2 separate regions of the Homo sapiens genome follow, and region 2 is linked to region 1. A link is a contact called in ENCODE Hi-C data. All regions are on one chromosome and are shown on one strand. Each heading gives the region's core, a stretch centred on a gene start or an enhancer-like site at or near the end of the contact. The rest is flanking DNA. Distances are from core to core; before and after follow the strand shown. Region 1 overlaps ABCB4 (ATP binding cassette subfamily B member 4). Region 2 overlaps ABCB1 (ATP binding cassette subfamily B member 1).

Region 1 (5,462 bases), core at 2,193-4,692:
GTGGTACAACACTAATTCATCCTTATATGTGCTTTGTGGTGGATGTCTCTTAGGACACGTACCCTTTGTAACAACAGATGGTCTCTTTCCCTTTTACACTTTTGAATTAAATGGTCTTTAAAATTACCCAGGTACATTGGAGTTAGTTTCCTCTTTGAACATTGCATCTATGAAAAAATACATGCACCCCCAGTGCCCATCCACAAAGCAGAGAAGTTGATTACTTGGTTCTAGAATGTTGGTTCAGGTGGGCAGGAGAGGAATGAGAGTGTAAAGGCACAATGAAGAAATGTCTGCAGAGCCTCATGAGTTAAGCACAGGTGTTGTGGGTTTATTGTAATGAAAGTAAGCCAATGTAGCTCAGGCATAGAACCCACTCATCATTCTGACCAAGAGGCTAAGGCTGGAGCGCATGCATTTGGAGCTTAAAACTACAGTTGCTTTGTGCTTTTTCTCTCCCAGGCCACAGGAACCAGGTTGGCTTTAATTGCACAGAATATAGCTAACCTTGGAACTGGTATTATCATATCATTTATCTACGGTTGGCAGTTAACCCTATTGCTATTAGCAGTTGTTCCAATTATTGCTGTGTCAGGAATTGTTGAAATGAAATTGTTGGCTGGAAATGCCAAAAGAGATAAAAAAGAACTGGAAGCTGCTGGAAAGGTAGGTCAAATAAGATTTCAATTGGTGTTAAGTGTTGTTTTTAGACATGTGTTTTATTTGAATTATTTATCATGATATGCAGGCTTTAATAATTAAATGTTTGTGCCCACTACAACTAATAATTGTCAATTGTGTATGAAATATTTTACTGTATTAATGTCTAGAACTTAAATATAAGGTGATTAACATAAAACGTTGAGCCTATAGAAAGCACTTAACATAGTTATGATAAAGAACTTCTGAATATTCAAAGTGCATTTCATTTTACTTCATGTCCAAATGCTACTGTTTGGACAAATGTCATCCCTGTTTCACAAACCTTCATGCAGAAGACTGTAAGTGAATTGTTCAGGGTCGGACATGTGCTGGCATTTAAGAGATCCTCTTCTTTTTGGCTGTGATTTCTATAATTAAGATGGCAGCCACCAGATGGCAGTAATGCCTCAATTTTGTGGTTCTCACTATAATGGCAATTGGGCTTAACATTTACTTGAGCCTTACTACGTGCCAGTTATTGTGCTACATATTTATATGCACCAATTTATTACATCTTCACAATAATCCTATAAGGCAGGCACTATTGTTATCCCAATTTCAGAAATACAGAACCTGAGATTCAAACAGAAGTTAGAGATTTGGCTGGGATTTAAGTTCAGGTCTAGTTTCAAAGCTCTTACCTCTACTATATGGTCTCTTTATATGTGTTTAAGTGTCTAAATCTACACATAAACATTTTATTTACAAGTACATGCACTGAAATGTTCACATGTAGATTATAACCATGAACATTCTTAGTCTTATTTATGTAATTATTATCCTTTATTGAAACATGAGGAAGTGAAGCAGATAATAAATATAAATTGTGATATAGGTTTTATAGCATTGCACTTTACAAAGCCCTTTTACAAGCATTACTGCAACTGACCTTAACTAGTTATGAGAAGTGGAACAGACAGTATCTCTATAGGGAAGAAGGCGTCAGAGACTGGGTGAGTGACTAGCTTCAGAGGCACCATATTAAGAGGGAAGATTAACATTCGGACTAACCATGTTTCCACTAAACCAATTATGTCTGGTGAAATCCTTTCTTGTCCTCTTGTAATCAGCATCAGCTGCCGCTGCATGCAGCGTTAGGTATAATAGTATCTCCAGGTTTCCATCAGAATTCACTCTCCTCATTTTCACGCTGCATCCTCTCCAAGACTTGGAGCTTGCTAGGACAATATGTGGTTCCCAGGACTTGGGAACCCCTGGGTGTCTAGAGTTCTTGAAGATTCTCTTGGCTGCTGGCTGTGGGTACTTTAGGGCATCATTTCCTTGACTTCTGAGTGTCTCAACTAACTGCTGAAGAAACACTGTGTAGCTCTGTTTCCTCCCCTGCCCCTCAATCCTGCTTCTTTCCACATTTCATATGGGAGAATGGTCAGTTGGATGGAATGAAAATAAACTTTTCTTAGACAAGTTACATGATAGAAAACATCTTGAATCTAGTTAATAGTCTTAGCTCCATTAATTGTTAGAATTTTGTCAGAGTAGAGCAGGTAGAATTGAGCAGTATTGAAACAAAACAAAATCTTGGGTTATTAGCTTTGGTCTTGCTATTCACAGTGTGTGAGGCTGGAGAAGATCCCCAACTTCTCTAGTCCTCATGTCCTACCTTAGTAAAATGAGAAATTGTACCAGATACTGCCCCAAGTTCCTTCCAGCTAAAACCCTGTTATTCTAAGCATCAGAGATTGAATAACTCAGACTGGCCAGTTTAAATTTTTTTAGTAGCTACTTTAACCTAATAGGGTTATGAAATATGAAAGATTAAATATGAAATATGAAAGATTTTAAATATGAAAGATTAAAAATGTTTTAAATGTTAATATCAGCAGTTCAATCATAGTTTAATATTGTTTACTCAGTCAGCACTTGCTTAAGAGTCGGAAAGAAGGTTCTAGAAAAACCCCAAATCACTATTTAAAAAGAAACACTCTCATTTACCTGGGTACAGTTTCATCATCATTAAAGTACAACAGGGTTTGAGGTATTCCCATCCCAATTTTCCAAAAAGGGCTTGGTAGTGAGGGTGTTGGTTACTGGGCAGGGAGTGGGGAGGGAAGACTGCCTCATAACCATCTTGACCCAGGGCTTGTCTGGTCACTGAGATTAAGGGCCCTCTGTGCCACAGCTAACCCGTAAGGGAGTTGATCCATGACTAGAATGTCAAGAGGAGTGTCAAGTCATTACTGGTTTCTCCTTGTGTAAATTACACAGCAGGGGTAGCAGAATAGCATTATGGCTTAGGAACATGGACTCCACATCAGATAGTCTCAGTTGGAATTCTTGCTTTGCTACTTATTAACTTTAGAACTTAAGGCAATTCAGTTAACTTCTCTGTGCCTCGGTTCTCTCATCTGTGTAAATAGGAATACTATTTCCCTTTCAAGGTTGTGAGGCTAAATGAGATCATATTGGTGAATGAGGTAATACTTGGACATAGTAAAAGCTCAGTAATTTTTCTCTATTCTTGTAATTGCTATCTGTTATATCTTTATTACAAATGAAAAATCTATGGTTATTCAGTCTCAAGCATCACATATCTTCCTTTCAGCTCATTGCAGAAGCTAAGAACTGAGGTAAAAAAAAAAGTCTTAAAGCTGTTAAAAACCTAAAATTAAGATCTTATGCTCCATGTGCTGTTGGTTTAGATGACTCAACTACAGAACTAAGATTTAGACTAAATAGCTAAGTCACAGACAATCAACATTTGTCAAGGGTGGTTTGGCTGTAAGAATCAGAGAACTGCTCTGGCTGGTTTGGGTAAAAGCGATTTGATATAAGGACACTCCAAAGTGCAAGAAATACAGGCAGTTTGTGTGTAACTGGCTCTTACAGCCACAGGCTCTAATATCTGAGTCTTCCTATACATCTATTCCATTCCTCGGATGCTGTATATTCAGACCAGCTTCTTACACATACCCAATGTGACATCAGCCTCTGAAGCCCCAGGGCCTCACGGTTCAAACTTGTGTCCAGGGCCAGGAAACCAAATCTGATTGACCCAGATTAGTCAGATGTCTGACTCTGATTTAATCACGGATTTAAAGCATGCTCATGTTGTTGACAATTGGGATCTCCTTCCCATTGTGGGTGGACAGCTTTTATAAGAAGTTATACTCAGGGAGGAAATAATTGGCAGCTCCAATAGGCCCTTAGAAATCACAGCCTAATCCTTTCTTTTAGGACTCTGCCTTGTGAAGAAAGCCAGGCCACAAAGGGGTTGTGACTAAGGCCAGTCATGTAACTGCCTGGTGGCAGGCTGGGAATAGAACCAGGCCCTTGGTTCCCAGGCCACAGTTCTTGCCCTTAGCTGATCAGCCTTCCTGAGCATACAAAGACTTGCCTACCATACTTAGCACAGCCAGAAGTACCAGTTTTGTCATAAAGCTAGTCTTGAACAGATTATGCCTTTGGTTTTTAATTTAAAGGAAATTAAAGCCTATCAACGTAACCTTCAGGATACTTTTGACAGAGCCCTAGGGCTTATTTTTCATTATTTCAGAAGTGAAAACACCACTTCTAATGAAGGTCTATTCTGTGTTACAGATTGCAACAGAGGCAATAGAAAATATTAGGACAGTTGTGTCTTTGACCCAGGAAAGAAAATTTGAATCAATGTATGTTGAAAAATTGTATGGACCTTACAGGTAATGAACCATATGATTCCTGCTAAGAACCTAGTGCTTTCCTAAGGCTGAATTATTGTCCCAAAAAGATAATAAAAGCTCTGCTGCTCCAAACAATGATATGACTATAAGGGTGGCCTTTTTTCAACAATTCTGTCACTGAAAATAAGTAGCTTTTTGATGTGACTAGGACACAGAATTATATTTTTTACATCTTATGCAAACAACAAGAATAGGTCTCCAAGACGTAAAAGATATAGAGAATTGCACAGTCTTTGGTTATCAGTGCAGGCAACATAAATAACCTATCTGGGTGACTTAAGACAAACATTCCTTTAAGGAATTGCTCAAACCTTTCTTTGCAGTGTGTAGACTGAACCAAAAGTGAGACTTGCTATTGGGTATGTTCCAGAGGAAAGTATTTCATTTGTTCTCTGAATGAGGACCAGATCCAACCTACTCTGAAGATAAAGAAACACAGACTATTTCAGTGGTTTATAGTTGAGCAATTCAAGAAACTCCTAATGGCACCATTTGCCACTCATTTCCACTGCAGCCTGATTTTATAAATGAGTATGTTTTAACACAAAGTTGAACACAACTTAGATTACAATTTTGCAGACTGGAACAGTAGTTTTGAACACTTGCAAATTTGAACAGATATCTTTGAAAGTCTCAATTTATGCCATCTCCTCAGTTATGCACACTTCATATGATACTAAATAACATGCAGCTACACCTTTGTGTCCATTTGTTGTTTGACATAAAACATGTATGCACCATTAATGATGACCTGTTTTTAACTTCAAGGAGGGTTAAGGAAGAATAGAAAGGTGAAGCTAATTATGAACTTGGTTATAATTTAAAGATTCAATAGCTTCACAGAATGCTCAAGTTTTGTAACACCATGTTCACAGCACATAAGTTAAACCATCCAAATTAGTAATACTTTGAATTTTTCCTTTTGCCAAAAACACCCTCATATTTGAGAGTAACTCAATTATAGTTCTTTTGGAGGATTCAGAAGCCAATAAAGTATAGCATGAAGTCAAATTAGAAACTGTACAAAATAAATTATATACAGGGGCGGCTGGCAGGATCTAGCTTGGGAAAGGACTTCTG
Region 2 (5,462 bases), core at 828-3,327, 150 kb before region 1:
GATACTTTCTGAGGAAATTTCTGAGCAATTTGAAATTCCTAGGTTGAATACTTCTTGTGTACACGATGTCCATTTCCTGGGGCCATGTGGGCTATGGATTTTTGTTGTTAATGACAAATATCCTAGTAGAAACTTCTACCCTGCTAAATAAAACAAAGCATAGGCACAAAATACTCTAGCCATAAACTACCCTACACTCAAAACAGGCTTCACGAGAAAAGTTGATGTTTACAATTCTGACAATTATTTCTAACACTATCTGTTCTTTCAGTGATGTCTCCAAGATTAATGAAGGAATTGGTGACAAAATTGGAATGTTCTTTCAGTCAATGGCAACATTTTTCACTGGGTTTATAGTAGGATTTACACGTGGTTGGAAGCTAACCCTTGTGATTTTGGCCATCAGTCCTGTTCTTGGACTGTCAGCTGCTGTCTGGGCAAAGGTAGGTGAAGCCTGTGAATCCAGATTTTGAACTGCACCTTCTCCCTTCCTGCTCTCACCCTACGGAAAGGTCTTTTTACTACATGATGACTCTGATTCTGTACTTGTTACTTTTACGTTTTCTGTTCAAAATCAGCTGGATAAGCATATCCAGCCTCACTGAGTACTACCCCTGCCAAGACTCCATGCTGTTCTTGGCCATGTGATTATTTGGGGAAGGGATGAGAAAGAAGAATGTAGCTCTCATATCTACCTTCTGCCTTTGTAAGAAAACGAGCAAGTAAACAAACAAAAACAAAAACAAAACAAAAAAAAAAAACTTGAACTCCAAAGAACCATGCTCTCTAGTGGATGATGCCCCATTCACACGGCAAGTAGAGACTCAAGTTTAGTGAACTACAGATGTCCCATTCAATTAACATTTTTTTTTACTTTAATGTTTTTGGCTTTCTAGATTTTTGTTTAAGTTTTAAATTGATTTTACAGTTTTGTCAGCATTCAAACACAGTTAAATTTTTGGTTATAAAATAATTTAAGAAAACAGATACTTTCTAGTCCCTAAGGATGCATATAAATCCTTGGCCTTCAGCTCTCTCTCCTGTCATGAAGGCAGAGAGGTAGAAGTGGCCCTCTCTACCCCAGCACACGTTTCCAGTGATCTTTTAAAACTTATTTTCCATTTCAAGGTGAACATGGTGTTAATTTTAAACTGATTTGATATGAGTGTATTTTCAGTAGAGAAATTGGCCCAGTATGTAATTTTTGTGGAGTTCAACACAACTCAGATAAGGCAATATAAATTCATGTAGCAAAAGTAATGAATGGACAACCAAAACCAAGCATCACACAAAATAAGTCAGGTAGTAAGTATTAAGAAACTGTAGAAATTTTAACCTGTATAATGGATATTATTTTGTTTCTGCAAATAATAATTATCATTTATTGAGCATTTATTGTCACGCAAATGCCTGTGTTATCTTTCTGAAGTATAGGTATTATCTCACTTTACAGAGAAAGAAACTGAAGTTCTCAGGTCTCTGTTAATTTTTTGCTCAGAGTAACATAGAGTTCAAATAATGTTTCTGGGGATTATCAGTTAACTAAAATATTTGGCAAAAGCTTCTTGTCAATTGATTTTTCTGTATACTAGAATGTTAAGCAAGTTAGGTGGCAAACTCTTCACATCAGTATTTGTTGAAAAATTACTTAAAATGTTTTGATGTCTGTTTTAAGATTAAAAACAGACCATGAGTTAATCTTTTAATGATTAATTATGCATTGCTTCACATGCCATTTATTTAGTAAAAGGAGCCCCAGGCTGGCTGCTAGAGACCTAAGCTTTAATCCTCACTCAGCATTACACTTTTGGTATCATTTCAAACAAATTTCTTAAATTCTTTGGATGTCAATCATATCAAAAAAGAAATGTAGTTCACTCTGTGTCTGGGAAGCCTCTTTGTGTCTGTGAGCCTGAGGCTCTACCTTCAAACCTAGAGACACAGAAGCAAATAGATATAGCAGAAAGGGACCCAATCACAGCAAGTGACCTGGCCCAGGAAGCCTCTTTTGTACTTTGTGCCCAAGACTGTCTTCCCAGCGCCCAGAGACACTGGGCCACTAGAGGGCATTGGTACAGGAAACCACCACACTCTTCCCGACCTGGCAGTCTGATCTTGAAAAACCACTTTCACTCCCTCAAGCAGCAGAAGCAGGGGCCAGTGGGAGCCCCAGAAGCTTCACATAAATCAAGCCGACCAAAATAATACTACAAACACTCTGAATATTAAACCGCTCCTGGAACCACAGCTCACAAAAGTAGACCAATACTATCATGCTAAACTTCAATGGAACAACTGCCGGCTAGAGTAAGGCAGGTTTATTTTATTTTAACTTTTTAAAACTTTTATTTTAAGTTCAGGGGTGTAAGTGCAGGTCTGTTCCATAGGAAACTTGTGTCATGGGCATTTGTTATACAGATTATTTCATTACCCAAGTATTAAGCCTAGTACCCATTAGTTATTTTTAATGACTGTCTCCCTCCTCCCACTCTCCACCCTCTAATAGGCCCCAGTGTGTGTTGTTCCCCTCTATGTATCCATGTGTTCTCATCATTTAGCTCCCACTTATAAGTGAGAACATGCAGTATTTAGTTTTCTGTTCCTGAGTTAGTTTGCTAAGCATAATGGCCTCCAGCTCCATCCATGTCCCTGCAAAGGACATGATCTCATTTTTTTTATGGCTGCATAGTATTCCATGGTGTCTATGTACCACATTTTTTTTTTATCCAGTCTATCATTGATGGGCATTTAGGTTGATTCCATCCTTGTTTTGTGCCAGTTTTCAAGGGGAATGCTTCCAGCTTTTGCCCATTCAGTATAATGTTAGCTGTAAGTTTGTCATAGATGGCTTTTATTATTTTGAGGTGTGTTCCTTTAATACCTTGTTTGTTGAGAGTTTTGATCATGAGTGGATGTTGCATTTTATTGAAAGACTTTTTGCATCTATTGAGATAAGCAAGTGCTTTTGTTTATGTGATGAATCACATTTATTGATTTACATCTGTTGAGCCAAACTTGCATCCTGAGGATAAAGCCTACTTGATCATGGTAGATAAGCTTTTTGATGTGCTGCTGAATTCAGTTTGCCAGGATTTTGCTGAGGATATTTGTATCATATTTGTTCATCAAGGATACTGGCCCAAAGTTTTTTTGTTGTTGTATCTCTGCCAGGTTTTGGTATCAGGATTATTCTGGCCTCATAGAATGGGTCAGAGAGGAGTCCCTCCACCTAAATTTTTTGGAACATTTTCAGTAGGAATGGTATCAGCTCTTCTTTTTACATTTGGCAGAATTCAGCCATGAATTCATCTGGTCCTGGGCTTTTTTAGGGGGTGGTAAGCTATTATTACTGCCTCAATTTCAGAACTCTTTATTGGTCTGTTCAGGGATTTTATTTCTTCCTGGTTCAGTCTTGGGAGGATGTATGTGTTCAGTAATTTATCCATTTATTCTAGATTTTCTAGTTTATGTGCACAGAAGCATTCATAATATTCTCTGATGGGATCCTTGTGACTGAATTGTTCTGCATCATGACTGTGTTGTGTACTACCATGTCCAGCTAGTTTTTAATTTTTTTGTAGAGATGGGGTTTCTATGTGTTGCCCAGGCTGGTCGTGAACTCTTGGCCTCAAGTGATTCTCCCACTTGTCACCCCAAAGTCCTGGGACTATAGGTGTGAGTCATCACACCTGGCCTTTTCATATCCTTGATAATAGGATAGGTTAGAGGGTCTTTTTTTTTTTTTTTTTCTTTTCACAGACATGATCTCCTGAAAAACACAACACTTAATGAAGATTCAACCATACTTTTGTCTGCTTATAATGATGGAAGGTCATAGAAGGAAAAGGGAGCTAGATTTGTAGAATTCATTGTGGTGTTTGATATATTAATAATAAATTAAAATAACATTTTTAAACACTCCTAACTTTAAAGTATTTCTTTAAAGTATCACTTTGAAGTGATCTTCCTATTTTTGGTTGTCTCCATTGTGGCAATTGTTGTGGCACCATGAGGTTTCAGAAGGAGCAGAAAAACATTCCTAAAGCATGTTGTATGAGCCTCCTCTATTCTACAGATGTTTGTTAAGGGATGGCGCTGGCCACCCTATCTCAGACCTCCTACCGTGAATGGTTCTGCAAATATGGTGGGACAGCCCCAGGAAGATTGCTTTGAGAAGTCAGGAATGTCTAGTGAATCAATGGAATATTATTTTGGGTACTAAAGAGGCTAGGTACGTGCAGCACAATGTCTGCACTTAGAACATAACTAATCAATGTTCATTTGCCTTCATCCACCCATTCCTCTAGCTGTCATAGCTCCTTTTACTTTCACACACAGGAAAGGGAGAAATCCACTGTCAAAACCCAAACAACTTTGAGCTTTTTATGCCAAGAAGGGATAGATCAATGTTACTTACATAAATGAGTCCACAAGTGCCTATGAATTTTTTATTGAAAGAATATAATTCTATTTAATCAGAATTTTTAAAATAAATTGGTTTTGTGTAATTTTGGGGGAGGGGTGGGGAGAACAGGGTCTCACTCTGTTGCCCAGGCTGGACTGCAGTGGCACAACCACTGCTCACGGCAGCCTCGTCCTCCTAGGCTCAAACGATCCTCCCACCTCAGCCTCCTGAGTAGCTGAGACAATAGGCATGTGCCACCACACCTAGCTAATTTTTAATTTTTTTGTAGAGGCGGGGTCTTGCCATGCTGCCCAGGCTGGTCTAGAATTCCTGGGCTCAAGCAATTATTCATCTTTGGCATCCTAAAATGTTAGGATTACAAGTGTGAGCCACCACACCTGGCCTGTCATGTGTAATCTTTATTTAGGTAGTTGACCACTTCAGCATTCTAGGTACAATAACGTTAGCCCTTTTCCCATTGCAATTGATCCAGCTTTCATAATAGGACCCTCTGGGACCCAAGTTCATGCATCAGTGGCTGGTTTCAGGGAGAGGTTTACTTCAGTGGCTGTTAATACAGACCAAAGGCAAGTAAAAGACAGATTTTGCTCTACACATGCATTAATGTATAAGCAGCATTTATGTATACATTTATTTTTACTTTACAAAAGATAAAATTAACGTGTTTTTTTCATGATCCAAAATTGTATTTTTAAACAGATACTATCTTCATTTACTGATAAAGAACTCTTAGCGTATGCAAAAGCTGGAGCAGTAGCTGAAGAGGTCTTGGCAGCAATTAGAACTGTGATTGCATTTGGAGGACAAAAGAAAGAACTTGAAAGGTTTGAGTTTCTTTTTTAAATGGATAGATATGTTAAATTCTGTCTTCTCAAATGCCCTTCAGATTGACAGTGTTATTTATAAGCATTTTCTCCCATATATATGTTTTCTTAAATAGCTTAATGGATGTATTACAGCATAACTAATATTTTGGAGAAGTTGCAATTCTAATTGTACTTTTCTTTTATCTGCTAATTCAAAGAGTTTTCTAGAT

What was found. A loop is a pair of places that touch in the nucleus more often than their neighbours do. Pooled maps may share reads with other maps.
Region 2: a loop to region 1 is called in a pooled map, with 6 times the contacts of the local background. The contact joins two enhancer-like sites. A Hi-C loop is called at or near these places in 2 of 37 single-sample maps with no recorded cell type and 4 of 50 pooled maps.

Annotation. Positions count from the first base shown.
Region 1 is chr7:87,412,516-87,417,977 of GRCh38, reverse strand. ABCB4 (ATP binding cassette subfamily B member 4) reads left to right here. Exons shown (of 28, transcript NM_000443.4): 21 at 463-666; 22 at 4,261-4,361. Among named protein-coding and RNA genes, the nearest start is that of ABCB4, 60 kb to the left of the region's middle. Within about 2 kb of position 3,442, at least 6 of the 41 ENCODE cell types and tissues checked have a DNase peak (open chromatin) inside an H3K27ac peak, as active enhancers do.
Region 2 is chr7:87,561,051-87,566,512 of GRCh38, reverse strand. ABCB1 (ATP binding cassette subfamily B member 1) reads left to right here. Exons shown (of 28, transcript NM_001348946.2): 7 at 272-443; 8 at 5,126-5,250. Among named protein-coding and RNA genes, the nearest start is that of ABCB1, 37 kb to the left of the region's middle. Within about 2 kb of position 2,077, at least 2 of the 41 ENCODE cell types and tissues checked have a DNase peak (open chromatin) inside an H3K27ac peak, as active enhancers do.